2 separate regions of the Mus musculus genome follow, and region 2 is linked to region 1. A link is a loop called in an ENCODE intact Hi-C map of the cell type or tissue named here. Cell type or tissue: heart. All regions are shown on one strand. Links, peaks and the distances in the headings refer to the core of each region. The heading gives the core; the rest is flanking DNA. Region 1 holds the start of Zfp523 (zinc finger protein 523). Region 2 holds the start of Gm35290 (a long non-coding RNA gene).

What was found. Hi-C counts contacts between places; a loop is a spot of excess contacts. Peaks named below come from ENCODE experiments on the same cell type or tissue, not always from the same donor. Only the 100,000 strongest peaks of a DNase experiment are listed, where the experiment ranks them.
Region 2: it touches region 1 in a loop (2.6-fold over the local background); 6 of 42 quality-filtered maps call a loop at or near these places.

What each region holds. Positions count from the first base shown.
Region 1 is chr17:28,172,038-28,180,359 of GRCm38, forward strand. Scube3 (signal peptide, CUB domain, EGF-like 3) reads left to right here. Exons shown (of 22, transcript NM_001004366.2): 22 at 1-2,808. It overlaps Zfp523 (zinc finger protein 523), which reads left to right and starts at 5,159. Exons shown (of 14, transcript NM_001357995.1): 1 at 5,159-5,488. In heart, for the core only: no CTCF peak of the experiment used is centred there; DNase peaks (open chromatin) are centred at 5,204 and 5,714; H3K4me3 peaks cover 2,617 bases; H3K27ac peaks cover 3,511 bases.
Region 2 is chr17:28,003,992-28,012,313 of GRCm38, forward strand. Anks1 (ankyrin repeat and SAM domain containing 1) reads left to right here. Exons shown (of 25, transcript NM_181413.4): 12 at 3,858-4,441. Gm35290 (a long non-coding RNA gene) reads right to left here and starts at 3,289. Exons shown (of 2, transcript XR_003952249.1): 1 at 1-3,289. In heart, for the core only: CTCF peaks have their summits at 2,354 and 4,192; DNase peaks (open chromatin) are centred at 2,820, 3,400, 4,470, 5,890 and 5 weaker places; H3K4me3 peaks cover 1,748 bases; H3K27ac peaks cover 4,638 bases.

The sequences.
Region 1 (8,322 bases), core at 206-8,205:
CCCCGCCCCCGGCCGTGCCCTCACCCCACCTAAGGGCTCCCTGGGGGAGGCCTACCCACCCCCTGGTAAGCGCTGTCCTTAAAGAAGCTGGGCTGTTGACTTTCCAAGCCTAGACCTTGCTCCACGGGTGTTTTCCCTTGTAGCCCCAGGTGGCTTGTGGGTTCCACCAAAGAGGACCCCACTCTGCAGCCAGCCTGGAGCTACCTACCTCTAGCCTCGGGCTGTGGGCAGCAGGAGGAACAAGTGTGAGTGCCCTTGGCAAGCCGCCTGTCCACCCTCTCCACATCTGAGAAGTGCAATCATTTTGAGTCTTTCTATGTCGTCTAGAGGGAGGGGGGATTGTTTTTTTGTTTGTTTCTTTTTCCTCTCAGAATAACCCTATTTATAGCTGCCTAGGAGAGAGGGGTGTGCTGAGGCTGGAGAAACAGCAGTCTGTCTGTCGGGAGCCTTAAGTGCCGGAGCGGCTCATATGTCTCAGTCCTCCCTGAGGCCACACAGAACTTCAGAGCCCTCAGCAGCGCAGAGCTAGGGCTATCCCTCAGAGGTGCCCCAAGCACAGGAGACTAGCTCTGGTAACTTGATGAAGCAGGAGGAGGAGGCTTCCTGACTGAGCTGATCCTGCCTGCCTTGTGTCTCTCTGTGGATTCATGGTAACAGAAGCAGATGGACTTGGTCAGAATCTTGTGCGAGTAGGGACAACCTGTCTTTCCCTATCTTCATGCTCTCCCCTGACACGGCATGGGAGGGGATCGGGATAAACTCTATGGATGGCCAGCGCAGGCTCCCAAGACAGCCAGAGAGGGCTGGAGCAGCCTGGAATTGGACAGTTCTCCGTGTATGAAGCGGGGGAAGGACAGGAACCAGACGTGTGCCTGAGACCTGCCACCTGCCTCTTGGAGCTGACTTCAAGCCTGATTCAACTACTGTCTTTCAAAAGAAGAATGGTGTCTGTGCCTGAGCCCGGGCTCTGCATATGCTCCACCCTTAACCTAGATGCTGCCTGTAAAGTCTCCAATTGTTCCTTCTTGTTCCCCGAGGCTTAGTCCTGGACATCCACCAATGACTCCTCAGGTCCAACTTTAGGTAACTGCCAAGAGATTCAACTATCAAATAGTCTGATCCCCACACACACCAGCCAGCAGCAGGCGAAGCTCGCTTCCTGGATGCCTTAGCCAACACGGTGGGGGTGAGGGTCGGGTGGGGTCAGAGAGCTATTGCAAAGCTGTTGAATGGTTTCATGCAAGAGGGGCGAATGGGCATTTAGTGGGTCCCCAGAAGTGCCATAGAACAGCCTGAGTCACGAGTCCTTTCTCCCTAACATTTTGCCAGCTCCTGGAAAGCCACAAAGTGAGAGTGCCTCCCAATGTATGCCTTTAGGGCGTGGCTTCTCCGCACTCCCCCACCCCACCCCCCAACCCCCATCTCACCATACATACACGGACACTTCCTCTAATCATTTGTTCTATGGCTGATGGGGCAGCACATGAGATCTATCGTACGGAGAGAGTAGGCCACTAGACTTAGCTGATATCAAGATGGATGGAGGAGATCAAGCAAGGGCTTTCTACTGCCAACCAAGTTGGCAGCAAGGAATCCAGGCAGAGCTGTTACGAACTTACAGGGGATATTGGCCCTGAGCGCCTCACTCTGGGAGCTGAGTGGGCTGAAGGAGGAGTTAAGAACTCAGGGACTTTCTAGGACTGCACAGGTTAGACAAAAGAGGTTTCCAGGAGAAGGGGGGATGGGAAGATGGTGTGAACAGGAACCCTTCGTGAGCTGACCTAGAAGCTTCTCTGTGGGCTATGGTGCTTACGAGGTCATGTAACCCCGGCGCCTCATCCATCCCAGTGCAAGACCTGCTGTGAACTGAGTCCCAGCGTGGGAAGCCATTTCCACATGTGCTCCAAGCACGGAGTGACAAATGTCAAGCAGGCCCTGATATCCTCAGCAGCACCTCGGTGCCTCTTTAGCCTCTGCCTCTATTTGTGTCATTGACCCAGCCAGTCCCCAAGCCTGAGGTAATTAGGAGAAAGCCGACCAGAGCCTGGACGTTAGCTGCCCACCCTGTGCCTTCAGTGATCCTTCGAGGACTGCCACTGGCCTCACTACGGTCATTTCCATGTGGAGGTGCCGATGGAGAAGATGGTACAGTCTGGGCTCTGGCTCCTAGGAGTCTCTGTGAATCTGCGAAGTGTTCTCCATGAGCGCGCCTGAGGTGACTTAAATGGATTAGGAAGTCCTATCTCAGTGTGTAAGAGAAAGCGACAGCACATTGAAGGGCCTGTATCTGCTGCTGAGCTCCAGAGCAGGGGAGCAGAGGCCAAATGTAACTGACCCCAAGCAGGACATGGTGCCCCGCCTGGTTCCTTTCCTAAGCAGACTCCACGAAGGAACCCTTTCTGTCGGCCCTGTCTCAAAGCTGGTGCACTCTGTCTTTCCGCTATTATTCGGACTGAGAACCCGAAGGACCAGAGGCCCCGTTCTGCGATCAGCTTACCAAGACTAAACAATGGCAGCAGTAGTTTGGACAAGCTCAAAATCTTGTTCTATGTGAGTCGGACTTTCAGAGAGTAATTATCATGTGGACGGCTTTTTTTTTCTTTTTAACGCAGAAGAATATCTTAAAATACTATATTTATATCTGCCTTCCACTGCCTCTCATACAGCAAGCATCTCAGTTGACAATAGGCAGCAGCAATGTGGTACACAGAGTATTTTGCACTTGGGGAAAAATATGTATCTGAAAACTTGTAAAAAGGAATGTTTGGATTTTGTATTGTCTTTTTTATATTATTAAAATACTAAATGAAACTCCGAGGTCTAGCAAGCATCCTTTCCTCTACCTCAAAGGCTTGTCCTATAGCTGGGGGCCCGGGGGGGGGATCTTAAACACTCAAAGGTCTCTTCTTCTCACTGCCGGACAGGCCTGGCTCCCCCCTCCCACAGCTCAGCTTATTCCTAATGATTTTAATATCTGGAAATTCATGTCTCTGTCTACGTTTAAAAGCAACGTTGGAGACTTCCCCTCGCTGAGCATGACAGCTTAGGTCTTTAATCCCAGTATTAAAGAAGCAGAAGCAGGAGTTTCCAGACCTGCGAGGGAGGCAGAACCAGCACCAAGGTCACCGCACCCCAGCAATGGAGAGCTGTCATCCGACATCCCCCCCTCTGATCTTTACTCGTAGCTCAGCAGCAGAGCGCCATGCCTAGCATGCCCGGGCCCTTGCATCTCATTCCTGGTACCAAGAGAATAAAATTCTACTCCACAACAGCTTCCTCACCAATCTTTCGGACCTGGAATGTTTTAGAACCGTTGCTTTGGCTGGGTATAGTGACTCACGCCTTTGATCCTAGCACTTGGGGAGGGAGAGGCAGGCAGATGTGTGAGTTTGAGGCCAGCCTGGTCTACCTAGACTAAGATGCAGGCCAGCCAAGGCCACGTGGTGGGATGACAACTTTTATCTCTTCCTTCAGACAAATGGTTTCTGTGTAATGGAGAGGAAACGAACCGAATACCATCTGCAAGGAAGAGCTATCTGCCCATATGGTAAAGGGTGGTGGCGCTGAGCAGACATCCAGGTCACTCGGAATTCTAGTATTTTCAACTCACCAGAAAACTAAAAGTGATCCTGAACTTTTTCATTGAGTATGTGTGTGCATTTGTGAGTGTATATAAGCAAGCACTGTCTGTGTGTGTGTGTGTGTAAGCATGCTACCATGTGTCTTTGGAGTTCAGAGGACAACTGGGGGAAACAGGTTCTCTTTTCCCACCATATGGGTTCCAAGGATCAAACTCTTGCCAGCCCTGATGGTGAACTCTTGACCCTCCTGGTTTCACCTCCCCAGTGCAGGGGATTACAGTTGTACACCACCGTGTCTGGCTTTCTTGCTGTATTTCTAACCAATAATCCGTGCTATAAAACCCTGGAAAGATCCCATGTGTGTCGTGCTAGGATGGCAGAGCTGGCTCTAACTGGGTATATACTAGGGCACCAGGTGGAAATTCCAGTACCACACTGGGACCTCGGGGTTAACATGCCCGTGCCAAGGCTCCTCCCCCTTCATCTTCTTATTTTTAATTGGAAGCTTATTTTCTCTCAATTTCTGAAAATATCCTGAACCACAATTCCTCCCTGCTTGGAAGAGAGATAATAAAAAGAACTTTTAAAGTTAGGTGTCAGGTGTAAAGATGAGGCAGGAGGATCACAAGTTCAAGGCCACCTTGGGATCCACAGTTTGAGTCCAAAAAAAGGACAAAACTATGGAAAAACAGAGAAGAAAGGGGGCACTTGGTTTTGTTCCTCACACTGCTACCCTATCAAGGGGACCTGTTGGTTTTGGGGAGCTGATGGAGGAATGAATGAACGCCCAAGAACCTGAGAAGACTCTCGGGGCGTTGTCCCTCAGGGGTCGACCATCAGAGTGTCATTTCTCAGGGAAGGCAGTAGAAGGAAGCAAGTGTTGTCAGGGAACCTTCCTTCAGAGAGAATCATCCCTCAGGAAGATGAGTCGAGCAGAGGGGAACGTCAGGGCCCTTCCTCAGGGGACAGGATGGGTGCACCATCCCTCATAAACACTCACGTTCCCCAGGGCATATGGGAAAAGCCAGTACTGCAGGGAGAATTGTCCCGCAGGAAGGACTGTCAGGGCTCCATCCTTCATAATGCTGTCCCCCCACCCCCACCCCTCGGGCATCTTCCCACAAAGTGCAGGAAGGATTGTCCCTCGGGGTGCAGTCCATGCAGAAGGACCATCTCTCACGGAGACTGTCCACAGGGAGGACCGTCCCTAAGTCCCTCAGGGTGCTGAGCCCCAGTTCACCTTCTGACAGAGCGGGAGAGAAGCGTCCCTTAGGGTGAAGTCCCAGGGGGAGGACCATCCAGCAGAGATGACTGTCGGGACGCCATCCCTTGGGGCGCCGTTGCACAGGGCGCTGGGAGGACTGTCCCTCGGAGTCCCATCCCCTCCAGGCGTCTGGTCACCGTCCTCTGCAGGAACCACCTAGAGATACCTGCAATGGCTTCCTCCCGAGCAGCCCACCGCCGCTCGATTTTTTCCCCCGTTGCTATGGCGACCGCGGCTTCCACCCGGCGTCGTGACGTCATCACGCCCTCCCCGGGCGCCCGGGCTGGCGAGGCCGCGTCACCCGGCGGCCAGCGGAGAGAAGAGCGAGGCGGAGCTCCGAGGCTCGCCTGAGGAGACTCGGCGGCCTGGGCTCCGGGGCCCGGGAACCGGGATAAGCAGGCCGGCCGCCGCGGCGGAGGGGGGCGGGCTGGAGCGTGGCCCCGCGCTGGTCATCCGGGTTCCGGGGCCCGGCGGAGGCCGCGCCGGGAGCGAGAGGGAAGTGCGGCCGCCCTGGAACCTGGATATCGCGCGAGGCAAGCCGCGCGCGGGCGGGCTATGGCGCAGGCGGGTTGCGGGGCCGGCGCTGGTGGCAGGGCCCGGTGCATGGTGGTCTGTCGGCGGAGTCGCCCTCGGGGGCTGTCAGGTTGGTGGCCGCGGGAAGAGTGGGTCCACCGTGCCCCGAGGCGGGAGGCTGGGCGAACGCGGGGCCCCGGGAAGGTCCGGAGCCCGTCGTGCCCACCCTCCTCGGTCCCTGGCCTGGCGGCTGGGCCTCCCTGGACGGCGGCCTGGCCCCACCCCCACCCAGGGTCCCTGCCCCTCCATCCCGCCCTGAGACTCCTCCCCCAGGACTCCCAAACCCCGCCCTCCTCCTCCTCCTTGACCCCATACACACACTCCTGACCCCCAGACCTCACAAGGCGACCCCCAATTCATTGAGTGCTAACCCCAGCCCTGCTTCTGGACCCTCCAGTCTCAGTGCTGATACAATCATTACATGGCTTCCAAGAGGCCCGTAGTCCCTAGTGACCCCCTAGACTACCCTCTGTGGGCACCCCTTAGTCCTCTCCTGGCTTCTGCAAACCAGACTCGGGCTGTTTCCCACCCACTCATCCACATAACTCGTGATCTTCGCCCCGTAACACCATGATCATCTCACCCTCCTGACATCCCTCTTTAACCCCCCCCCCCGCCCCCAGCCTCCAGTGTCAATCAGCACATACATAACTTATGCCCACTGCCATGCCACCGTTGTGGTGATCAAGAGTAAATGGAAATGAAGTATCATTTGAGGCAGGAAAGGATTCTAGATTGAGTGTGTGGTTCAAGTTCAAATTCTATCATGTTGAGCTTTGGAAACCTTGGTGGAGGTCCTTTCCTTACGGTGGACTTGAGTTTCTGATCAGAACTGTGATGAGATTGAGTTTGGTGATTCCCCAATGTTTCTTTCTATTAAAATTCTGCAATTCTTAGTCAAGACAAAAATAGCGAACTTTTTTCTACGCTGCCTCAGAAATGTAGTCCTTGTAACCTCACCCTCCCACCCCCACTCCCAACCTGGGTCTACTGGCTTTACCGAACAGTATTTCTTCATTCCTGTGATTGTCTACACTCTGCCCCCTCAATTGGACTCTATCAGTTTGTAAAGCCGTGCAGCACAGAGCTTCCCACTGAGTTGACATCATGAGCTTGGCCCTTCAGCTGGGGAACTTTTGGCAAAGCATTTAAAGCCTGAGGTAACAGGTGCAGAACATTCAGGACCCTTCTGCCTCACAGGAAACCTTTACCTTTATGGTAGAACAGTTGTTTTTAGTGAAGGTCTAACTACTGGGTGCTGGAGATGCCACAGACACCAAGCATATGGCCCACGCCAGTCACTACTGCTGCCATCTTGGAATCCCTGTCCCCATCTCTGATGAGTGCCTTACCTCTCACTTGGACCTTTTTCACAGCCCCTTAGTAATGATCCCCCTGCCCCAGAAACTACTGTATGGCAAACTTTATTTATATAGATTAACTAGACCTCTCACAGGCCAGACCTATTAGCTCTTTCTGTCACCACTCCCTCCCTGCCTTTTCCTGAGAGTTGCTTTAAATAAAGGAATCTGGAATTGATACATTTGAACTGACCATGCTAGAAAACCCACCCACTCGGTTGTCTCTCATATCCTGACTTCCTGGTTTTCCAAATTCTCCTCAGGCCCTTGCTCCTTGCTTTCCAGGAATTCTTAAATTCAACCTTCGCCCATCTAATCACCCTCAAGGGCTTCTTCTCCTTGTCCCATGACTAAGTAACTTTTCTCACCCTCTTCATGACCCTTGACCTCTTATCCCCCCAAGACCCCTTGCACCTTATGTGGAAAGGACACCACACCCTTCTTTAAAACCCCTATCTGAGGCTCCTGTAACAAAGGGCAGATTAACAGGCGAAAAGCATCGCAGTTTATTTAGTTTAACTTACTCGATGCGAAGCTTTCAGTTAAGGAGGTGAAGACCTGAAGATTAGACCCATGCATTTTTATTCTAGGCTCGGTGAAGATGGAAAATATAAGACCAAGAAAATGCAGTAAATGGGGGAGGGGGTGTAACATATCAAGCCCCAAATGTTCAGGTTCTTGCCCATGACCCACATCCTTAAAAGGGTGCTTTTTTTCCCTCTTATGTTGGGTACGGGAAGGCACAGAGGATCTTAGGACCTGCTTCAGAGGAGAAGATAAGAGAGACCTTGCTTCTCACGTCCTCAGATTGCCAGCGTTTCTGAACCAAGTTAACCCTATCGGCTGTCCTGCTAATCCAGCGCTGTACCACTAAACGGTATCCCTGTGTCTGCCCTTGGCCTCGGAGGCTCCCACTCAGTGATGTCCCTGACATCAGTCACCCTTAATCCGTTCCTGGTGCATATGCCTGGGGAATCTATGTGTCCCCGTGCTGTGGGAAACCTGCTTTCAGCCAGCAGCAGTCTTGCTCCTCCCCTAACTTTTGCCATCCTCAGCCACATCCCGATCTCTGAAACCTCTAATTAGCGCTGCTAGTGACCTTACCATTTGCCTAGCTTCTGAGAAATGAGTCGCTTCTGCCCCAGCACGGTCCCACCCTTCATGCACCTGCACACTAGCCCATTCAGGGATCCCACCTTTGTGCCCACGCCCCTGCTCAGATCCTGCGTCTCCCCCACCCCACTCCCTGCTTCCTTTTCATCAAGTATTCCTTACCCCTCTTCCTCACAGGGCCCCTGCTTCCTCCTCCCTGTTCCTGTCAGTAAGTGTCCTTACCTCACGGATCTTGACAAACTTGACTGTACTGTGCCTCTGCTTCCTTTCCAGTTCTGCTCTTGAAATGTCCATGGCTTTTGGATTCTGAGACCCCTACTTTCAGTTGTGTAGGAGAGGCACCCCAAACTTCTGGTTTGTCCCAAGAACCGTGCTCCAGGAACGTCTGATGGATTCAGATGCTAGAGACCCAGGAGTCTCTCTGTCTTTA
Region 2 (8,322 bases), core at 174-8,173, 170 kb before region 1:
TCCACCGCTGCATTCCATTCCTGAACCTGCCTTCCTTTTCCTGCATTGAGCCAGGCATGTCTCCTTCATCTCTGTATTACTTGGGCAGGCCCCTGAAGGCAGAGATACACACACTCACTCACAGAGTCAGTGAGGACATGTAGCCGGCCACTTGGTGCTGCCTCAGAGTTTTAGGCTTTAAACTTCCTTTTACATCTCTGCTTCTTCCTCCCTTATGGAGAGGTCAGAGGATGAAGAAGATAAGGGATGCTTAGAGGGGCTTTTCATGTTTTGAGTTGTCTCTTTGCTGAACTTTGTGAGGGACGGAGGGGTCGGTCTTACAATGAAGCTGTGGCGGTGGATAGACGATGTTAGCATCTCATCCGAGCTTGGTGCGTCCTGGCATGGACCTAAGCGCTCCCCAACCACAGTTCAGTTCTCTCAGCAATTCCATAAAGTCGTGATAATAATAGGCAGAGATATCGAATAATGTGTGCAGGGTCTCTTTCGTGGTTCTGTGTTATGTTAATTCCTTGTCTCCGAGGCTTTTTATTAACCTGCCCGAACAGAAGGAAACCATCAGGAGGCAGGCACAGCAGTGCATGCGCAACCCCTGCATTCAGGAGTTGGAGGCAGGAGGGTGGTACCTGGGGTATGCGGCAAGACCTGGAGCAGGGAACTAGACATTGAGTAGTTACTTTCCATCTATTAATTTGTGTAGGAGTGTCTTAAATATGTTCCTTTCTTGCTTTTTTTTTAAAAAGACTCTTGCTATGTAGTCTGACTGGCCTGGAATTCAGTCCACCTGCCTCAGAATTGTAATTGAATTATAGATTTGAGCCGTGTGGTGGTTTGAATGAGATGTCCTTCATAGCCTTGGATGATTAAGTACTTGGTCCCAGTTGGTAGCACTGCTTGGGACAATTAGGAGATATGGCCATGTTGAAGGACGTGTGGCCTTCGGGATGAGCTTTGAAAGTTTAAAGATTCACACCATCTTCAGTTCACGCCATCTCCAGTTGACACCATCTCCAGATGACACCACCTCCAGTTCACGCTCATTGCTTCGTGCACATGGTTCACAGCGTGAGTCCCGGATGTTTCCATTAGTTACTTTGGCCATGGTATTTTACTCTAGCAATAGTCAAGTCACGTAAGCTGCCATATCTAGGTTAGGCACAGCTGTGGGGACGAGCAGTGTGTTAGCTAACTGAGATCCCCCACAAGCATAGCAGCAGGCAGCTGTGATCTCAGCACTAAGTGGCAGGATGGCAAGTTAGGAGGTAGCCTGGACTACAGAGTTCTAAGCTAGCCAGGGCTACCTAGCAAGACCCTATCTCAGTACACAAAGAGAGGGACAGACAGACAGACATGCTAAAGTTCTTGTGGTTCAATGGGCTTTTCAGGTATGGATGTCTTTCCTGGGGGAAAAAAATCACATAACTGTGACCATTTGCAAGTTGTACCTTCTGTGACTCACAGAGCTTCCTGCATCTGCAGATCTCCATCCTGCACAGACCCCTACCTCTTCTCTCCTCCCACTGCTTTCCCTGGCATCTCTCTGGTATTGAGCTCTTGGCATCTGCCTCCCTTTCTTCATTGATGGCTGGCATGAATGAGTGGCTGTTTAAAGGCCTCCATTGTCAGCTCCCAGCAAGCAGCCAGAACATTCTCTGACTTGGGTTTTGAGACCTACCAGTCAGGGTGAGCCAAGCAGGCCCAGTTCTGTTGCTTCTCAACTGCCTACAGATGTTAACTAGGAACCTGGGAGCAGATGCAGAGGAGCAAGGGCCTGTGCTCCTGTAACCCAGGCCTCTTCCTGAATGCCTGCAGTTAGTGCAGCTTGGGCAGGAGCTATGGACAGTTGCAGCTTCTGCTGCCGTGAGCCTCTCCTCTTCTCCAGGGACAGCCTGGGCCTCCGTTAGGTGGTCATGTATTACCTTCTCTGTGGACTCAACATACAGGATCACGGGCAGCTTTGTTCTGGCTACCCATTGTCATAGTAGCTATTTGCAGCTGTAAAGTTATGACTTCCTTGGGCTTCAGTTACTCTGACTGGAACTTGCTGTCTCACTGGCGTGGGCTCGCTCTCTCTTTTCGAATGAGTGAAGAACTCATTCAAGTTGTTTATGCCTTGTCCCCTGCGCAGGATCTGTGTTGTAGGGTCAGGATGAGTGAGTTGAGAGTTAAAGTTCCAGAGCACTCAGAGTTCTACTCCTGGCCGTAGTGAGTAAGTTGACTGCCCCACCTCTGCCCTGCAGACCTGCTTAGAGCTGAGTGGTGCGGGGCACCTGGAATGCCCGGTCGTTGGGGTTGTTGGTCAGCAGAGGCTTTCCCAGAAGCAGCAGCGCTGTGAGACACTGCCACCATCCTGTGGTGGTTGCTTTAGCACCTCACGTGGGTGTCATCTCACACCCCTTCTTCCCAGCTGCCCATTGCATGGTGCACTGGGCCTCCGTAAGGACCTTGTTGCTGCTAGCGTATTAGCAAGAAAGTGCTGAGAGGGTTGCATCTGGAACCGGGGTTCTCCTCACTGCCATGACAGAAAAGGGGTGTTGTGCAGTCCAGCCTGCTGTTTTAGATGGAGATGTTCAGCAAGGTGATCTGTCACCACAGCCAAGGCCACACAGCTAGAGAGGAGCAAAGCCAGCATCCCGTCCTGTGAAAGTTTGCCCAGCCACCTTGGGCAGAGCACACCATTCCAGAGCCACAGATGGCTCCTCTGTGGAAGCGCTGGACCCACACACTCAGTTCTGCAGAGCTCCAGCCTCGTGAACAGTTCCTGGGCCGTTTGGATGGATCAGGGAGTTTGATTCCATGCATGCAGAGTAGCTACCACCTACAGAGACGAGATGCCTGCACATTAGCTTTGGGATGGGACCTGCTGCCAGGTCTGGTGTTTGCCTCTGTGGATGGCACTAGGGTAAATCCATACAAGGACTAAGTTCCCATGGGGTGTCCCAGGGGGGTACTGGTGGGAGAAATGGACTTGGCCAATTATTTATGCTCCTTCAGAGCAGAAGGTTTTGAAAGTGTGGTAGTAGCTAGCCTCAGGAACTAGCAGTGTCCGATTTCTAGAGTATAAGAAAGGTTTCTAGAGAGCAGCAGCTGTCTCCTGGCTTGACAAACTAGCCTGTTTCCTTTTCCAGTGGATCAGCTAAGGTTAAACTTAAACAAATAAGAGCAGCTGGGAGCTTTGGCAGTTAGGCGCACACATTCTCAAAAAAAGAAAAAAAAAAAAAAAGGAAAAGTCTGTTGTCTGTTCCTGCGGAAGGACGGACAGCCGGGCTAGGCGTGGATGTGGATCTGAGTGGCCCGGAGGAGAAAGGAAGCCGTTACTCGCTTGCGGTTTTGTTTTGCACTTTCAGTTAAGGAACTCCAGAAGTCGCAGGTTGCAGTCATGACCTCCCTTTTCCCCTAGTTGCTGCTTGCCAGAGGAAGGGCGGGCGGGCAGGCGGGCGGGCGGGCGGCTCTGAATAACACTGAGCCTTTATGGGAATGTATCCAGAGTCCCGGGAGTCACTCTCACTGGTCCTTACCCCGTCCTTACCGTGTCCTTTCTGTCTGTAGCTCGTGCTTCTCCCCGCCTTATATAGCAAGGTCTGGTCGTTCACGTTAACAGAGATCTAACAAGAGGGATGGCTGCCAGGCAGCGTTAAGCAGGCCAGCGTTTGGAATTTCATAAGCGCTCAACTTTGGGTACAGATTGAACGTGAACAGTATGAGGCTGCTTTTCTCCCTGCTCTCTCCTCTCGCTCTCCTCAGCCCGGCTAGCCTCTCTCTGCCTGAACTCTGCTCTACCACCAAGTGAGTGCTTCATAGGACCTCTGTTGATTTTTGCTACGTTTAATTTTTTATTTCTCTTTGTCCACTCCAAGACCACAGGCAGAGCGGCAGCGGCCGGAGCCAGGACTCTGTGGAGGGGCAGGACGGGCAGGTCCCAGAGCAGTTCTCAGGTCTCCTCCACGGCTCCTCCCCAGTGTGTGAGGTGGGGCAGGACCCTTTCCAGCTGCTCACGGCCCCCAGCCAGAGCCACCCGGAGTCCTCCCAGCAGGACGCCTGCCACGAGGCCAGCATGCAGCTAGAGGAGCCAGGCGTGCAAGGCACTGAACCCCCGCAGCCCGGCGTCCCTGACCAAAGCAAGAGAGTGGGCTTGCCGGCAGGCCTGACAGCCCTGGCCAGCAGAACATACCTCGATGCATTGACTCACACAGTACCTCTGCGCCCTGCTGGTGCCGAGGAAGAAGACCAGAGCGGGCCCAGAAGCAGAGCCCCTCCCACCAGCAAGCCCAAAGCTGAGCTCAAACTCAGCCGCAGTTTGTCTAAGTCTGACTCTGACCTCCTGACCTGCTCCCCCACGGAGGACGCCACAATGGGGAGTCGCAGCGAGTCCTTGTCCAACTGCAGCATCGGGAAGAAGAGGTTGGAGAAATCACCTTCCTTTGCCTCAGAGTGGGATGAGGTAAGTCTGTCATGACCTCAGAGAGCTCGTGCCTAGCCAGTCCTGTCTGTAGCCCATCCTGACTCCCCAGGTGCTGGCTTCTGGGACTAGGATCTGGACCGGAGCTGTCCCATCCTGAGCACTGTGCCGAAAAGAGAGCCCACAACCCAGAGGGCAGGTCCCCGAAGAGTTAAGCCGAGGGCGGAGGCCCAGCAGAGCGGGCCTGCGGGAGGGATGGTTCCTAGAAATGACATGTGTTTGGAAACATTTGGAACCCATCTGCCTGGAGTGGCTTCAGAACAGCCATGGCACTTCTTGTGAGCCCTTGCAGAGGCAGAGGGAAGCCAGGCTTAGCAGGGCAGCAGGTGGGCCAGGGTGGGAGTGCTGGGGAGGAGGGGCACCTTCCAGGGGAAGGCTTCTATTCTGAGTTCCTCCTGGCTATTCTTGCCATGTTCTTGAGACCCAGAAGCCTCTCCCAGCAGATGGGTGCGCCCGTCCTGCATTCCCGGCTTGGTGAGGCAGAGGCTTAGCAGACTCAAGATGGGAAGGCTGGTGTGAAGAGAGTGTTTTCAGTGTGAGACCTAGCGTTCTCCTCAACCACTCTTACTGACTGTTTGGAGGTATAACCGGACTATTTTCCCGGGGACCTTTGGAGTGTCTTAGTGGGCAGAAGAACCTGTGTCTGAAGGATCGCCAAGTACCCCGGGATGTTATAGTGCCGCCTCATAAGCGGCTGCCTGCCTTTGAAGTGGACTCAGTCTGTCTCCCAGGGACAATCTGGAGATGCAGTTAGCTCTCTAACAAGAGGGAACAGTACAGCCGCCCTGTGCATGTGAACACTCTCTAACCATTATCCCCAACCAGACTGCTGAGGCTGCTGCTGCAGAGACAGGGTGGGACAGTTCCTCCTGCCCCTATCTCTGGATAAGACCAGGCTCAGGACTGTTTAGGTAGACACAGGAATCCCTGGGCAAAAGATGTTTCATTGCTTAGTCAAAGCCTTGGTGGCCTGTTCCGGAGTGGTGCCAGGCACTGTGTGAAATTGCTCCTGGGTCCCCCAGCAGACTGCACTGCAGTATGTGGGTGTGTATGTCTCCCCCATAACAGCGTTAGGTTAGCACAGGAGTGGAGTGCAGACACAGTCAGGAGCAGTAAAGGGGGCAGACAGAGGCACACCGCTGGAGAGTTTCCAGAAAGACCACGGAAAAGTGGAAGGAGACTGGAATTAAGGAGCTAATAACTCCTCTGGGTCAAGCCCGGTTGGGGCTAACACAGTGAATAGACACCATCAACAGATAGCTGTAGGGGCTGGGGAAGGGGGGTTTTGGGTTCCTAGAGTGTATACATGTAGACGGGTGGTAAAAAGACAGGGTAGGAAATGGACTTGGGAGCAAACAGAGAGAAGCCTTGGAGTGGGCCCAAGAGCTGGGAACCACAACAAGACAGCATTTCAGAACTGCTATGACGTGTCAGAGGGCAGCTGGGCTGGTGCTTGGGTGTCCTTGTCCTAAGATGTCCCCAATGCTGGGCACACTCGCTCAGGCATGGCACTGCCAGGCGGCTGTACGTATTCTCACCTTGTATTTCCTCCTGGAGAATGATCCAGATCTGCATGCCAGTACCCAGCCTGAGCGAAGTGGGCCACTTAGACCCATGCACAGTGTTCTCTGCCTCAAAACGTGATGTGGCTCATGGGCTGTAACCACCTTTGCACATACATGAATGCATGCATTTGTGCATACACACGCGCACACACATACATGCACACTTTTTTCCAATATGGGGTTCCAATCTTTGGCATAGGCTGGCCTCACATTTAAGATTTGCCTGCCTGCCATGGCTGTGGAGTTCGGGGATCATGGGTGTGAGGCACCACACTGCACTCTGGACTTTTGTGGTAGCATTGGAAGCTTTGCTGTATTGTACAGGTTGTTCGGTTTGTTTGGTGGTTTGGTTTGGTTTGGTTTGGTTTGGTTTGGTTTGGTTTGGTTTGGTTTGGTTTGTTTGTTGGCCTCATCTGTAGCCCAGGATGGCCTTGAACTTGGGATTCCTAGGACTGTAGATCTGCTCTGCCATGCCAGGTTACACTGCTGGACTTTAAATCTGAAAAGGGGCAAAGACGGTTGAGCCATTATTGGAAAGAATTCATATGTTTGAGCCTCACTTACAAAGTGAGATTGTGCTGGGGGTAGTCCTGTGACCGGTGTGTGCTGTGCTGGGGATCACAGCACGTGCAGGGCAGAAGCTAGAGCCTGACCAACTCCTGTCTGAGGCCTGGGAGGGAGGGAGGAAAAGGCCATGGGCAGCTGCAACTGCAGCACAGTGCTGGTCTAGAAGGCAGGGCAACGTGGACACAGTTTGGGCCTCTGCAAATCTGGCTCTAAGGCCACCGTTCACTACACTCACACGTTCTCAGGGGCCTCGCCCTTTGTTATGAAGCAGGCCCAAGTAGGGACATGTATAAGTGTCTGTTACGATTCCTGGTGGGCCCAGGAGTAGCAGCTACATGGCAGACTCTGTTATCACTTGCCTGGAGCTTTGGAGAAATGACTGAACTTAGACTGTCCTCAGACCTTAGGAAAGGCAGCAGTGGTGGCAGGTGACCCTCAGGTTGGTGGCCAAGTGCCTGGGGAGTAGTGGAGCTCAAGCCCTTCACACAACTGCCTTCCCCCATGGCTCCTCCCATCACAGACAGAGGAGGTGTGCATGGGCCAGCCTCCTGGATTTACCACATGCCTCTTAGGAACTGTGGCCAGCAAGGCTGGGGGGTTGGTGGCTGAGAGGGTGTCAGGGAGCATGCTCAGTTCATAGGTTTGGGGTTACGCTGCTTACTGCTGGGAAACAGCCTTTGGTGAACTTCACTGGGCAAGATGACTTCCTCACACTGCGTGATGAAGGTCTACCTCCAAAAGAGTGTCCATCAGCGACACCGGCCTTTTCCTCGTGCTCCGTGAGCGTCTCGCTAACCCAGGAGTGATGGAGCTTACTTCCTAACCAGCTTCCCAAGGGGGGCTCTGACACCAGACTTCAGGGTTCCTGGGTCCTTGAGTGAGGTCAGAGCATGTTGTCCTGACCCCTGAGAAGCTCCAGGTATCAAAGACGGGAAGCCACATGCGCCTCCCACACAGATAACCTGTGTGGGTAGTTGTTGCATGGCTGGGTTGGGTTGTATGCTTACTGATTTATAACTTTTCTCACCTAGTAACTGCACACTGTCGATAGCTTTCTATGGCAGGTGGGCTTTGGAGCTGGCACTCTGTATCACCCTTGCTCTTCCTTGTGTGCATGTCACCGGCAATGTACCCCAGGACCCCTGACTGGTCTCAGTGCCCTTGGATCTGAAGGCTCCATGCTATGCTGTGTGGCTCCCTGGGCATCACTGGAGTTCCTAGACACTGAAGGAACCATGTTCCTCCTATTTTTCAAGTCCGTTCCCTTCCTTCAACCTTTGTTAACCTGTCCTATGCTCTGCATTGACAGTCCCAGGGAGAGCTGGGCTTTCTGCATCCCTCAGTTAAAGGCCACCACTCCTCTAGGGCCTTTGCCAGCAGCAGTCCTGCCCAGGTTCCAGCCCTCATTTATCCTCCAGCATGGGTTCCCAATTGTGAGTTGACCCTGCAGCCTACCTTCCACTGAGAAGCCTAAAATTCACTGTTTGCATAAGTAAATGCTGGCTCATTTTGTGTGTGTCATTTGGTAGCCCATGCTGGCCTTGAACTCATAATAGTCCTCTTGCCCCAGGCTGTGACATCGCCACTGTACCCAGGATTAGTGTCATTATCGAGTCTTCTTCAGTCAAGTGTGAGATCTTCCTCAAGCAGGGACCTCATTTGTGTCACCCCTAAGCAAATGTGATGCTTTGTGCTGGAGCAGAGAAGATGTTCTAGCAAACTCCCCTTTGC